Regions from separate parts of the Homo sapiens genome. Here region 1 is linked to region 2. Evidence: chromatin contacts called from ENCODE Hi-C or POLR2A ChIA-PET data. All regions are on one chromosome and are shown on one strand. Each heading gives the region's core, a stretch centred on a gene start or an enhancer-like site at or near the end of the contact. The rest is flanking DNA. Distances are from core to core; before and after follow the strand shown.

Region 1 (5,044 bases), core at 1,722-4,221, 1.0 Mb after region 2:
CTGCAGAGCTGTAAGACTAAAATGCAAGCACAACTCAGTCAACTAAACCTCACTGAAATCAATGTTTCTTTGCCTTCACAAGTTCGATTTCTCCTCAAGATGGTTTCTATGCAGTCCCCGTGAGAGTTGACTGAGAATCACCATACACCAGATGTCTAATCCCCAGGTTCCAACACCTCCCTCATGCAGCCACTATAAGAGGAAAAATGGCTTCCACACCCACCCAAAATCTTCGCTGCAATGCTGTTTTGTCCTTCCACCTTGGCCAATAAAGCCACTTCCTTGTGCTTGAGGCACCTCAGTATCCCACTTCTACTTCTTTCTTGACTTTCATTTCTTATACCTTGTCTTGAGCCACATCCTCTGTGCTAGAAACAGCTCCCACTTCCTGCTGGCCCAGCACCTCTGAGCACTTCCTCTCCATGGCTATACTCTTTCAGGAGTTTCTACACCCATATCACTGGGGGCTGTTTCTAAACCCTCCTCCGGTTGGGAAAGTGGAAAGTTGGTAAGTTCCCTGTAAAATATGCTGTGTGCTAGAGACCAGGAGGCCTGTCCAGTTCCCTATGTCCAATATGGGACAGCTCAGAACCTCTCATTCCCACCTCTAAGCAAAAGCAAGAGTTTTCATGTGAGTTTCTGAAACTTGGCACTTAATGCTGTTGTTCTCATGGTGTTGAGATAAGGAATACGGGTCAGTGTATGAACTCCAGCTTCCCCACTAACCGGCCTGCGATCTTGAGCCCTTAACCTCTGTGAGCCTCAATCTATTAAGTAGATAAGACGCAGTCTGTATTCAGATGACAATTACAAGGTTGGTATTAGATTCTATGGTCAGGCAAGACAAGGCCTGCAGGAGGGAGGAAAAGGGGGATTCTTCCTGGCTGAGGTAAGGAGGAAGGGAACATCAGAGCTGAGCCCTTCCAATTCCCATAAGCCCTATAAAGTTAGATTTATGTAATAAGTTTATTATAGAAGAATAATAGTAACCATTTATGGAATACCTACTTGGCAACAAGTGCTAAATATGCCTTGTTCCTTACCCTGGCAACATGGACCTTCGTGTTCCCATTTTGCAGATGTGGAGTATGAGGCTGAGAGGTACATGACTTCCCTCCAAAGCCTGGTGGAACCAAGTCTGTCTGGAGGCCCTACCACTGCCACACACCTTCCTGGTGTTATTTGTAGCTCTAGAAGAAGAGAAGGACTCTAAGGTCAAAGGTGTTAGAGGTATTGTAATGAGATGATGAACCAGGAGGCCTCTGGCATTCCCTCTCCCTCTCCTAAGATGGTCCTTCTTTACAGACATGGGCAGAACTAAAGCCTTGGAAAGAGCCTAAGCAGACAAGCAGCCAGGGAAAAGGGCACCCAGGTCCTGGCTGGCACCAGCCTGGCTATGGAGTCCTCCCCACAGGAAAAAGATGCCGATGTCAAGAAACTCAAGCTTAAGTCAGTAACAGCACCCTGATGGCCTTGGTCACTTCCTCAGGGCACCTGGACACACCCCAAGGCCTTACAGAATTTCAAATTTGGTTCAATGGCAGTGTCTGATTTTCTAGACTTACAAATCTGTAGATTATCCAGAAGAGCAACCAAAGTGCAATTATTTTTATGGTGGTCTCTGCTGTAAGACATTTTGCAAATTCAGAGTCCTATGCTTCAGAATGAAAGCTCTTCCCAAACTCCAGGGTCAATGGATTAAAGGAATGGATCTGGCTCTTGGCAGTGCCTGGGATGGCCAACATGCAAGCTCCCTAACCCCTTACCTCCTCCCTAACCCCTCACCTGTGTTACAGGTGAGACAGCCCTGTCGGTTCTCCTAGGGAAGGGGAGATGCATCAAACTGATGACAGCTACAGAGTGCTGAGACACGGAGTGGACATGGACACCAAGATGGCCGTAGGAGCTGCTGATGAAGCAGTGCCCGAAGTGACTGCTATTAGGAATAGCACAGAACGAGTTTCTTCATCACCTCCTTCGAGAGGGTGCCGTGATGGAACAGACGTAATTTTCACCCTCAGCTGGGGTGGACACCCTGCTATACAGTGATTAGCTCTGTGATCTTGAAGAGGTCATTTCAATTCTTGGCCCTTTGTTTCCTCATCTGTAAAATAGGGTTGACAACGTCCACCTTACAAAGGTTTCATAAGAATTAAAGGAGAGGGCTGGGCACAGTTGCTGACACCTGTAATCCCAGCACTTTGGGAGGCCAAATAGGGCAGATCACTTGAGGTCAGGAGTTCTAGACCAGCCTGGCCAACTTGGTGAAACCCAGTCTTTACTGAAAATATAGAAATTAGCTGGCCGTAGTGGTGCATGCCTGTAATCCCAGCTACTCGGGAGGCTGAGGTAAGAGAATCGCTTGAACCTGGGAGGCGGAGGGTGCAGTGAGCCAAGATTGTGCCACTGCACTCCAGCCTGGGTGACAGAGCAAGACTCTGTCTCAAAAAAAAAAAAAAAAAAAAAAAAGAGAGAGAATCAAAGAAGGGGATGTGGGAAAAGCCTTTGGCCCATAGTAGGTCTTCAACAGAAGGGAGCACACTTTGGTGAGAGCCTGAAAGGTTAGCGACCTATAGCTAGGCTTCTAAACAGAAACCCCAAGAATGGGATTCCCCATGGCAGCCAGGAACCCCTGCAGCCTGCAAGGTGTGTATATGGCCCAATGGGCCCACCATGGAAAAGAGCACCACCCCCTGCCCTAATTAGCCTCAGGCGCTGAGGGCCCTTAAAGAATTGTGAGAGATCTCTGATGCACAAATTAGATGCATTTGCCAAAGGAAGTTACAATGTTTAGCTTTCCTTCTACTTCCAGAATCAAGTGCTCCAAATAAACACTTCCAAAAGTGCAGGCCTAATGGCTGCATTAGGTGCTAACAAATCGTTAAAAGGTGGATGATTTTTTCTCGTGGTTTCTCACCCAACTCCCCCCAGCAGGCTTCCTCAAATGATTGATGGTCTCCATGGCAACCGTGGAAGTCCTGCTCACCTGAATTCCCCAACCCCGTCACTCAACCAGTTTGCAGGACAGTCGGGACTGCACTGAGCCCTCCGGGATCCCTGAACAAAGGTTATTTTGAAATAGCTTACGTGGCCAGGAGGTGAGTACTTTGTTCCTGAAACCAGGTGCTGAGATGACAAATACTTCCCCTTAACGGTTGGGGCTTCATCAGACAGGGGACCGTAGGTCTGATGTACATTAGAATAATCAGATGAATTGAAACAAGGAAGAGCATCAACCAGGCTATAGGCCTGTGAGCAATTTCTGTAGAAATGTAAGCCAAAGAAGTGATGTTAGGCTCCACAAGTAGCCATTGTTTGTAACATTTCTGCAATAGCACCACCTGAAAAAGCAGCCACTTATTGTCAGGGCTCTTAAAAAAAAAATAAATACTTCCCTAAAATCAGCGCAGCACACGTCAGTATAACGGCTGTCACCTGCTAGCTGTTTGGACCGTGCTAAAACCTTTTTCCATATTCAAAAAGGTTGTTTCAACTACATTTAAGCAGGAAAAATCAATGAGGGAAAATCACAAACTGGATCCGGCTACAAGGAGCTCAGAGAGGAGAAAATCAGGCTTTCCCAGCCTGCAGAGCTCCCTGCCAGACAAATGACAATGACAGGGACTGAAATTAAAAGAGAAGGGACACAACGCCCTTTCCACTTAACTCCAAGGGCAAGCTCTTTTGGTTTGCAGCTACATTTGCCAACCCCTCACCTAGGATTCTCCCGAGAGATATAGGAGACATTTCCAGACTCTCAAAGGAGCCCATAAAATTGCTTTAGAAATGGGACTAACCTTTTGCAAGGTGAGAAGTCTGCCTTCATTACATATCTTAGGAAAAAAAAATAACTATGAGAAGCAAGACTCGAAATCTACCACAAGAAAACACCAACAACAAACGGAATTAATAACTCTGAACACCAAAGAATGTACCTGCTCTTTCATTCAACCAGCTTTTATTAAACTATTACCTACCAGACACTGTGGGAGTTACTGGGATGTTGGGGTGTATAATTCTGGATCTGTGCCCTGGAGGAGCTTGTATGGGAAAGACAGACACTAAACAAACAGTTGCGACACCGTGGACTAGCCCTGTGCCAACAGCAGGAATGAGGTGATATGGGAGCCAATTCACCCACTTGGAGGCTCAAGAACAGGGGGATTTTGCCAGATGCAGCAGGGTGATGATAGGATTAGACAGGATGATAATGGAAGTCCAGAAATGTGAGTTACAGCCTGTAATCCCAGCACTTTGGGAGGCCGAGGCGGGTGGATCATGAGGTCAGGAGATCGAGACCATCCTGGCTAACAAGGTGAAACCCCGTCTCTACTAAAAATACAAAAAATTAGCCGGGCGCGGTGGCGGGCGCCTGTAGTCCCAGCTACTCGGGAGGCTGAGGCAGGAGAATGGCGTGAACCCGGGAAGCGGAGCTTGCAGTGAGCCGAGATTGCGCCACTGCAGTCCGCAGTCCGGCCTGGGCAACAGAGCGAGACTCCGTCTCAAAAAAAAAAAAAAAAAAAAAAAAGAAATGTGAGTTACAGCCACACCTTAAGGCACACCTCTCACTTCCTTAGTGCCCTATGAGAATGCCTGGCCCCTACGGCTGCAGAGCAGTACAAAGGTTAACGAGATGTGGGAAACCACTCAGAATTTTTATGCTAAAGTCATTACATTTGAGAGCGATTTCATATTGGCTGGACTTTGGTCTCAGTCAATATGATTTCATCTGGCACCATTTATGTTACCAACTTAAACTGGCTGCTATTTCCCCAAAAAAGTATTTCCCTAAAAATCTTCACATATATGTCTGCCTTTTCATCAATTAAGGAGTATTTACTGCACACCTCCATGTGTTCATATCCTATTTGACATCTATAAATGAATCTTAAAAAGTGCAACTAAGCAAGCGTGTATCAGTGGCATCCATCTTCTGGTTTTCCTTTTCATTTTGATTGGTTTGCTATTCAATATGTACGTGCAATTTTTTTCTTCAAGAAAGGATTCAGCCTATCACACTTGTCTGTGTTTTTGGTTTCTGTGG
Region 2 (4,779 bases), core at 1,554-4,053:
GCTGGCCCAATAACCTCCCATACCAAATCTGTGACTCGATTTCCCAGGGAACCAAAGACAAGTGGTACATTCTTATTTTTTTTCAACAAGAAGTAGTCACATTCTCCCATGTTGGTGAAAGTGCGATGAGAAATGCAGTCTGTGTGCCTGGAAGAGAAACCCCATTGGCGAGCATTTACAATGTCCGTCATATGTCCCTTTAGATATCTACAAAGATACTAAGTAAGCAAGTTGATGTATGAACCCAGACTTCAGGAAGTATGTCCAGACTGGAGATAGTAATCCTGGGTGGTATTTAAAGACATGGAACCAGGTGGTATTACCTAAATGCAGGTGGAGAAGAGAAGAGATGCAAGAACTGAGCTGTGGGGCACACCGATACTTACAAAATCCAGGAGATAACAATGAGCCCGGAAAGGAGACTGAGAATTTAAAGATGGGCGTATTCTGTGTGATAAAGCTCCTCAGTAAACGCACTAAGAGACTCCCACACTTGTACACAAGGAAACATGTAAAATGGACACTGCAACATTTCTTTTTTTGTAATACAGAATAATGGAAATGATTCAAATATTCAGCCACATAAGAAAGGATAAATAAATCATGGCAAAATCGTAAAGTGACATAGAATATAGCAGTTAGAACCTGTGGGCTTGCATGGCGTGTGTTGATATGGATAAATCTCAAAAACTTAATGTTGAGTGAAAATCCAGGTTTCACCAGTATCCATTTAATATGCTACTATTCATAGGAAGCTTTAAAAGCATTCAAAATACACCCTAGATTGCTTATGGACACACACTTGTGTAATAACCATCTGCACATGCGATGCTGTACATTCTGCAGTGGGGGAGGGAATGGGAGTTAGTGTGCATCCTGCCTGTCATACATGCTGCCCTTTGCTAGCCTTGTTGTTGCTGTTGTTGTTGTTTTGTTTTGTTTTGAGATGGAGTTTACTCCTTTACCCAGGCCAGAGTGCAGTGGCATGATGTCAGCTCACTGCAACCTCCGCCTCCTGGGTTCAAGTGATTCTTCTGCCTCAGCCTCCCCAGTAGCTTGGACTACAGGCACGCACCAGCACGCCTGGCTAATTTTTGTGTTTTTGGAGATGGGATTTCACCATGTTGGCCAGGCTGGTCTCAAGATCCTGACCACAAGTGATCCACCTGCCTTGGCCTCCCAAAGTGCTGGGATTACAGGCGGGAGCCACCATGCCTGGCTCCCTCGTAATGTCTGAGGTATTTTATACAGAAAGACACCTTCCCATCTTACTATTATAGAGCCCCTCAAATATTAACAAAGTCAGCCCTGTTAGGTGTCATTTGTAACCACAAATTGAAAATCACTGGTAGCCAGTACCTTTGATTCACTTGTGTGTTGCCAATACATCATGATGATTACAGTAATAATAATGAAAATGATTGTAATGATGATATACTCTTTGTTTAGCCTACATTGTGGTGGACACTTTGCCAAGCCTTCTGATGCATTATTTTATTTAATCCTCTGTAGGATACCAGAATAGAGAGATGATTATTACTCTTATTGTGCAGATGAGAAAACTGATGTCTAGAGAGAATGAATAAATCCCATCTTTCACAGCTGGTAAGCAGCAGAACCAGAATCTATCCCATCATTGTTTTCCTCTAGAGAAAATATTCACCCTTGAGAAGCTTCACCCTCTCTCTGCACAGTGTGAGCCTCAGACCATGTGTTCGGTTATTGTCTGTTAACTAAAAGTGAACCACCAGAACTGGAGGTGCCTGCAAAGGCCAGCAGGAGTAACAGCATGCGTCTGACACAGGTCCCAGAGAAGTTCTGGCTTCTCTTCTTTCTGAAGTACTGAACCACAGAGTAGTAGCAGAAATACCGTCAAGCCTTCTTTCCCATGTTCCCACGGCAGTGAACCCATTCGTGCTCTGAACACTTTCCATTCCACATATTTCTTCATAACAGAAGGTGTCAAAATGCTCCATGCTTCCTCTTTTGGGGAAATTAACTTAATTCAATTGAACTGCACTTATAATCACAGACGGGAATGACCTCAGAGAACTTCATTTCAACCCTCTCATTTTACAGTGGAAAGGAAAACCCCCAAATTTAAGTGACGTCCTTGTTCCATATAGCACCCTTCCTTACTGGAACCCAGCGACTCTCAGTTCTATTTGCAATGGAGAACCACCTGGGGAATTTGAAAACATTCTGCTGCCCTGGCCACATTTCCACATACTCTGATTTAATTGGCCTGGGGAGGGACTTGGCTTTCGAACTGTCTTCATCTCCCAGGTGCTTCCAATATGCAGCCATGGTGGAGAACCTCTGCTTTTTGTCTCCTTCCCTGGCACATTCACATAAACACATCTTTGATCTTGCTGGCCCAAAGAGTAATGACTGAAGCTGTGAGCTTATTTTACCAACAGAAATGGGACTGGTTGGGAACAAATTGGGCAATGTTTGCTCTTCTAAAAACCCTCTGAGGTTGTTCTTAGGAGACTTTTCCCCCTATTTTTCCATAGACAGGTCTTCTGATATGTTAGGTTTTCTTCAGTGCATTTTTTGAGAGGTAAAGAAAATAAAAAAACATTGTTTTTATCAGCCACAAATGGAATATATTTGGGAGTAATGGCAGCTCAGAAAGTTAAGGATTGGATTTAGTTATATTTTAATAATCTGTAAAAGCCTAGCTCCAGCTAATAGAATGCATATTTTATTTAAAGCAGGCATTGTCAAACTTCTTCTGTAAAGGGCCAGATAGTAAACATTTTCAGCTCCACAGGCCATATGGTCTCTGTTGCAACTACTCAACTCTGCCATTGAGGTGTGAAAAGCACCCACAGATAAGACATAAACAAATGGGTGTGGTTGTGCTCCAATAAAACTGTATTTAGAAAAACAGACAGTGGGCTGAATGTGGCTCATGGTCATTATTTGCCAACCTCTAAAATGTCAGATTAGAAAAAGTACTGTTTGATGATGCTCCAACTCTAACAAAGGCCAAAATAGAATTTAAATGTTTTGCTTAGATGGTGGGGGTTTCTGAACTTAAGAAAAAATCCCTAATGTTGTTTTAATATTTGACTCGGGTGTCCAAAAGCTTGCAAGACCCCAGTAGAAATTAAACAGAGTTTATTTCAGTGCCTTTTGAGCATCTCTGTATCTTTTTAATACATCCTACCTTTGGTGCTATTTACAAATGTTTCTTTTTTCATCTTAATAAAAATTTAGCAGAAAAATCTGCTAAACCCCAGAAGCGTCAGATAATTACTTGGAAAATGGAAAGGCAGTGAACACTAGTCATTTCATAATTTCAATTTTATGATTACTTTATTACAGAAAAACTTTCATAATAGTTGCATCATTTGAATCAGTTTTCGGTTTCAGCCCAAACCACGGGCACTTACGAAAACCTACCCTAACTTGATTTAGGTCTTCGAGCAAACCTAGAAAAATACTTACTAGAATGAAAAGAATCCTTAATGTGTTCTAATCATTGCTATGAGAGGTTGGAAGGCAGGCAAATGCTTTTCCTTTGCTGTTCTCTCAGCTTATAACATCCTGCCTAATTCTAATAGCATCTTTCAGGAATAGAGGAAGATGGCATTGAAAGTTAAGTGTGACTTTCCACTGCAACTCGGCAATGACCACTCACTTTTGCATTAATAATGAATGAGTATCTAAAGGTTAGTGAGCGAATGTAGCAGAACCAGCCAGAGGGAGTCATCAGGAGGCATCCCAGCTGAAATACACTGTGCAAGCCTGGGAGGAAAGAGGTTCCCCTGAAAGGCACTATCTGGACTGATGGGTTTTCAGGGAGCCAGTCATTCACTAAACCCACATAGGCTGGGAAGCAGATAAAGAACTGAGGCTGCAACGTAATCAGATGGGATTTGGGAACAGAAAGTCAGATAATACCATGTCTGTCTGGACCTTAGACCAGGGCTCTAGAGAGTTCTCTGAGTAAAACGGCAAAGTTTGAGACTTTTGCAGGACACTTTCAACTCTCAGCTGCCTTCAACTCCTTATTGTCACTTTTGCTTTGTTTACTTTACTGCAGTTTTCATTTATGTTTTCTCACACCTGTAATTCCAGCACTTTGGGAGGGTGAGGTGTGTGGATCACCTGAAGTCAGGAGTTCAATACCAGCCTGGCCAACATGGTGAAACCCCGTGTCTGCTAAAAATACAAAAATTAGCCAGGCGTGGTGGCAGCCGCCTTTAATCCCAGCTACTCAGGAGGCTAAAACAGGAGACTTGTTTGAACCCAGGAGGCAGAGGTTGCAGTGAGCCGAGATCACACCATTGCACTCCAGCCTGGGTGACAGAGCAAGACCCTGTTTCAAAAAATAATAAATAAATAAATAAATAAATAAATAAAAATAATAAATAAAATTTAGGCAGCAAGAGTAGGAGGTTTGATTGTGTGTCTGTTGCTTTAGTCTCAGGAGCCTAATCAGCCAGCCATGAACTCATGGTTATAGGGCTACAGCATTCCTATGACTTTTAAAGTCCTAAGATTGGTTCAGTCAACAACCCAAAAAGACTAATCATAGTGTGAAATATCTACTTCCTGTGAACTGTACATTGTCATATTTCCACTTTAGTGCTGGGGAGCGCTAAAAAAAACCATGTTGGTGCTAAAGAAAATACCTTCTTCTTCATGTCAGCAGGGAAAGTTTGAAAATTAGCCTTGTTTTCTACCAGCAAACTCTATTCATTTGTTCTTTCATTAAATCCTATTACTGAAATTCTGCTGGGTGCCATCACTGTACTAGGCATGAGG

Evidence for each region. Hi-C counts contacts between places; a loop is a spot of excess contacts on that map. ChIA-PET counts read pairs that join two places held with the same protein, here RNA polymerase II (POLR2A). Pooled maps may share reads with other maps.
Region 1: a pooled map shows a loop between it and region 2 (4-fold over the local background). The contact joins two enhancer-like sites. A Hi-C loop is called at or near these places in 1 of 168 maps with a recorded cell type or tissue (GM12878), 5 of 37 single-sample maps with no recorded cell type and 15 of 50 pooled maps. POLR2A ChIA-PET finds 5 or more read pairs at or near these places in 1 of 52 experiments (activated T-cell).

What each region holds. Positions count from the first base shown.
Region 1 is chr2:8,472,445-8,477,488 of GRCh38, forward strand. No RefSeq gene overlaps it. Among named protein-coding and RNA genes, the nearest start is that of LINC01814, 110 kb to the right of the region's middle. RefSeq lists an enhancer at 3,014-3,183. Within about 2 kb of position 2,972, at least 9 of the 41 ENCODE cell types and tissues checked have a DNase peak (open chromatin) inside an H3K27ac peak, as active enhancers do.
Region 2 is chr2:7,434,493-7,439,271 of GRCh38, forward strand. All of the region lies in intron 4 of LOC100506274 (a long non-coding RNA gene), which reads left to right. Among named protein-coding and RNA genes, the nearest start is that of LINC01871, 290 kb to the right of the region's middle. Within about 2 kb of position 2,804, at least 4 of the 41 ENCODE cell types and tissues checked have a DNase peak (open chromatin) inside an H3K27ac peak, as active enhancers do.